Linked DNA regions of Homo sapiens: region 1 is linked to region 2. A link is a loop called in an ENCODE intact Hi-C map of the cell type or tissue named here. Cell type or tissue: OCI-LY7. All regions are shown on one strand.

Region 1 (2,500 bases), 220 kb after region 2:
TATATGATTCCATGCTTCATTTTCTAGAGTAACTCAGGGATTGTGTATAAAATGGAGGCAGGAGGAGGCCCAGCGTGAATGAAGAGGTGGAAAGGCTGTAGCCAGACACAACTGTGCCCTTTGAAATTCCTGGGAGAGGGTTGGAAGGAAACCCTCATACCAGTGACTGAGTAACTTTGGTTCTGAGAAGAAGCAAATCTCAGAAACATTCAGAAGGGCCCGTAAGGGTTAAATAAATTGTTCTGTGATTTCTGATTCACCCCTATAATTCAGCTCTTTCTGGGGTGAATAAGTTATCCATTTTATTTGTCCTGAAAAACAGGTTGATAGTCATGGTTTCTCATAGAAGTTCTCTATTAAGCAGCATATTGCATAGGAGGTAAAAAATGCAGACTTGAACTTATTGGACTCAAAGTCTGGTTTCTAGTAAATTTAAGTGTGTTATAAATATGTATCAATTAAATAACTCGCCTGACTTATTTTCTGGCTTTCACTTACCTTGATAATGTTGATTTTATTTTATTTTTTATATACTTTGGACTTTGAATAGGTTAGTTATCCACAAATATGAGCAAGTATGTTTTTTGTATTACTTGAATATTCATGTTTACTTTTAGAATCCATATCCATAAATTATCAAAGTTAAGGCAGATTCATAAAAACAATGACCCAAAAGATTGAGATGGTAGTCTACAAACTATCTGTAGTTCCAGAATCCCTGAGCCTGATGGGAAGTCAGTTAGAGTCTTGGTTTTGTGAATATTCATATATTTTGCTACAGGGTGCTGCCGCAGAAGACCCTACAGGGGTGGTACGTAATATGCAATGTGTATACCATATTGACTTTCTAAAATCCATATGTTCCTGCATCCCACACCACATCTGATTCCAAAGGTTTTGGATAAGGGATTGTGAATCTGTACTGATGTGGACTAATTTGTCCTAAAGACAATTCAATTTAGTATCTGATGGTGAAGTCTTGCATTGGGTTAGATAGATTATCTGAAACCTTGCTATTAAGGCTATTTACTGCACTGCAAATGTTTAATAATAGCTTTGTTGACAACCTCTATTTACTTTTGCTGCTTAGGTGATCTTGGATGCCCTGTGTGGCTCAGCTGCTCTTGGCAGTGGGAAGGGTTGATAAAAGGCAAGCCTGGACTTGCTGCAACTGGGAGTGGCCATTTCTAGCATGTAGTATAATGGGAAGGCCTGTGTGTTGGGTGGGATAGGTAGATTGCACAGCGTCCCTGCTTCTCCTGGGTGACATCAGCACCATTTGATGGTTTGAGGATTCATGTCAGAATTCAAATACATCTCTGAATTCAAATGAATTCTTAAATATATGCCATTATGTGTTATCTATGGATTTCTCTGCTATTTTCACAGATAATCATCAAGGGACTTTATTGGATTTCTTGATGCAGAGAATTTTATTTTAATCCATATTAATATTAAAAAATATTAATATGGATATTTACTAAGGTATTACACACATTCAATATGTGTTGTATATATTTTTCTCTTCAAGAATAATAAGAATGCATTAGAGGCATTGGAAAATACAGAAGAGCGCATAAAAGAAATTAATAATCCTAATCCCAATATTTAGAGATAACCATTGTTACCCCATTTTACAGAAGAGAGGTAAAGCAATTTGCCCATAGTCAACGAGCTAGTAGGTGGCAGAGCTAGGATTCAAACCCAGATGGTGACTCCAAACCTGTGCTATTGATAGGCCCCCTGCTCAACTTGTCCTTTGTGCAAAGTAACCTGAAAATACATGGGCCATATACCCGTTTGCTCCTCTGTCTGTCTCTGTCTCTCTGTCTTTCTCTGTCTCTTCTCTCTCTCTCTCTTCCAACCTCTCACCTTCCGATCCTTCCTGATTTCTAACTCTTTGTGTGACATTTTTAGGGTCCAGGCATCTTCTGTGTGGACACTTAATTGGTACCAGGTCCACCCTGCCCCGAGAGGGCATGGACTCCCTGACTTGATGTAGACCAAGTGCCGGATAAAGGACTTAAGGGGTGGTCTTCAGAGAAGAGAGACTGAGGAATACATCTCAGGACTATTCAGTAATGCCTCAGCACAGCAAAGCCACCTCTAGCTACAGTCAGTGTTTTAGATCTTGAGATACTGCCTGTGTGAAATATAATCATAATTTGCAGTTTCTAATATGAGTTACATTTCCCCCCAGTGTTACCCTTTAGTCGGCTAGTTTGCTGCAAGTCAGCATAGCTTTGAGGTCAAATGCAGAGGCTGGGGAGTTATATGACCCCAGGCAGATAACTTAATACACCTGGGCTCCACTTTCTTCACTTGCAAAATGGAGACAGTTTGGGAACCTCCTCATAGTGTTACTGCAAAAATGAAATGGAGGCCTCCTGCATCTAGAGTACACAGTCAATGGTTGCTATTCCCTACAACCCATATTCACAGGCAGCATCTACTCTTGATGGCTTGGTAGTATCACACAGGCATGAGATACTGCAGGGGT
Region 2 (2,500 bases):
CTGAGAAGTCCCAGCTGTCTGGCTTCAGCTCTGCTTAGCATGGGTACCCATCGGTGTCCACAGGGGCTAGCAGCAAGTCCTGCTGAAGGAGATGCCCCACCCTGCTCTTTTCAGCTGCCTTAGAGCCTCAAGCCTGAGCCTCTCCTGCTGTTGGGAGGAACCTGGCAATGCCATCTTTGTCTTCCCAATGCCGGTCATCCCAAGCCACTCAGAGAGATAAAGAGCCATTGCAGTCCCTCTTAGGGCTGTCTTGGAGCAGAAAGACTGGCACATGATAGCATGGTGTTGGCAGTAGTCTGGCCTTGGGTCTCCCCAGAGCTGGTGGTTTATCGCTTATTAGTTACTGTGATACAATTTGAGGTTCAGAAAAGACAGTCACTGTACCCTTAACATCTCTTCGAATTCTAAGTTGAGTGAAAACCCAGAAAAAAAATAGGCTGTTCTTCTCTAAGCGCTTCTAAATAAGCAGCAGCCAGGCCAGGGACTAAAATACATCGCCCTGTAGAGCCACTGGACACTGGGATGCAGGTCTTTTGTGTCTTTCCTGCTCAGTAATAGATGTGGACCTTAGTTTGTAATTTTAGGTCGGCTTTGTTTTTTAATAACCTATTTTTTGCTAAAATCCATGGCATTCGTTTATTAAAGAATAGTATCACTTAGTCACGAAGTCTCAGAGGGTAATTCCAGTGTTTCTGAAGGCTAAAACTGTAATTGACAGTCTTGGTTTGATTGAAGGTTTGGATGTCAGTACGTCTCCTCTCTCTCCCTCCCTCTCCCTCTCCCTGTCTCTTCCTCTCTCATCCTCTTTCTTCTTCTTTCTCTCCGTCTCCCTTCCCTCTTCTTTTCCTGCTTTGTCTCTGATGCAAGAAGTCTGAGCCATAAGGTTGTGGGATTTTTTTGTTTCCTTTTTTTTTAAATGTGTTTCTGTTTGTGTGGAGTGTTTGACTTGATTCTTCAGGGGAAATCAGTGACTAAGAAGAGAAGGCCAGAGGTAGAAGTCCAAGAATTCTGAGGTCGAAATTTTCAGTTAATTTCCAGTAGGCCTTCATTTCTGTATATGCCACTGTAATTAATTGGGGCTTTCATTGGTCATTTGTATGTTCAAAAAAGATCAGACAGCAATACCGCCCAACGTAGTTATAAGTAATCAGAAAGTGTCTTGACTGATAGACCTGTTGGAAGGTGACCCTAATGTTTACCTGAAAATGCTGCCTGCCCACCGAGTAACAAAAGCCAAAGCACTCCCTGCCCCACTCGTCAGGTTCTACTCAGACTGCCCTGCTGGCTGGAGTGGGGTGCCCCATGGGAGGCAGCCCCAGCCGGCACTTACACCAAGGTGCAGGTGCAGGCCAAGCTGTAAGAAGAGGGCCACCGGGGCCACACACGCAGATTCCCCTCACTACCGGAATCTGCACACCTGGCCAGGGCACTCCTTTGTCTCCCTCAGTTGTGGAGCCACCCTGGAGTTCCTCTCAGTTCCTCTGTGGCACTGGTGTGATGGTTGTTACATGGCCACCATCTGTGTCACCTGTGTGTCCTGGTCATACCTTACAGGTGGTTTGGACTATTTGTAGAACTCAACTAGCTGATTCTGTGTTTTCAGTTTCAGAATCACTTGGAAAAATTAGATTGTCTCTCAGAATCCTGTGTATCTAAAGCAGGAAAAGAGCGCTTTAGAGATCCTCCCTTCAGTATTTGGTAGCTAAACCCTGAGATGGACTGGCAATTACACCTGCATTTCCACCCACCCTCCAGGGATCTAGGGCATCCCAGCCTGCACACTCCTATCATTCATCCCTGCCCCGCCCCCCACATACACACACCCCAGTAAATGCAGTGAAGAGTCATACAGGATAGGGTCACACCCAGCAAACATAAACATTGTGATATGCAGGTCATGTTTGATGACTGAACATTTCCTCCTGTACTACAATTCCCTATTGTTTTTAAAAGGTGAATCACTTTATTGACAGCAGCTTGAAACTTAGAGTAGCAAGACTCTTAATTTGGGGGCTGGTGGTAAGGATATCTATGGTGGGATGTACAGAAAGGATAGGAGAAGATAAACCTTTTATTAAATACTTGAGAATTAGTTGAATGTTAAAATCGTGCCTTGTATTGATTTCATCTGTAAGAAATAGGAGTTTTAGAAATTGAATGATTGGAAACCATCCTTTTCACATAAAGTACTGCAAATCCTAGGTCATATCCCACCAGGCAGTAGGTTCTGCCTGGACTCAGACTAACTCTTGGCAAATATGAGTAGGTCATGGAAGCAGTTGCAATGAAAGGATGCTGAGTGTTTGAGTTGGCAAAGAGGAAGAGAGGGTTCTTCCAGGAGGATGGTTCTTTGATTGATTCAGCCAACATTTATAGTGCATCCATTTAGTACTTTCAACTTACCAGGTTCCTTGGGACATCAAGAAAACTGTTGTTTCTTTCACTGGAATATGTGCTGCACGAGGGAAGATACCAGACAGTGCTCTTAAAGTAGTAGGTG

What was found. Peaks named below come from ENCODE experiments on the same cell type or tissue, not always from the same donor. Only the 100,000 strongest peaks of a DNase experiment are listed, where the experiment ranks them.
Region 1: a loop joins it to region 2, with 2.8 times the contacts of the local background. A loop is called at or near these places in 3 of 110 quality-filtered maps.

The regions. Positions count from the first base shown.
Region 1 is chr6:108,896,437-108,898,936 of GRCh38, forward strand. All of the region lies in intron 6 of ARMC2 (armadillo repeat containing 2), which reads left to right. Among named protein-coding and RNA genes, the nearest start is that of ARMC2-AS1, 26 kb to the right of the region's middle. RefSeq lists an enhancer at 550-1,749. In OCI-LY7, no CTCF peak of the experiment used is centred here; no DNase peak of the experiment used is centred here.
Region 2 is chr6:108,671,953-108,674,452 of GRCh38, forward strand. All of the region lies in intron 2 of FOXO3 (forkhead box O3), which reads left to right. Among named protein-coding and RNA genes, the nearest start is that of LINC00222, 78 kb to the right of the region's middle. RefSeq lists a silencer at 1,694-1,988. In OCI-LY7, no CTCF peak of the experiment used is centred here; a DNase peak (open chromatin) is centred at 1,429; H3K4me3 peaks cover 698 bases; H3K27ac peaks cover 1,187 bases.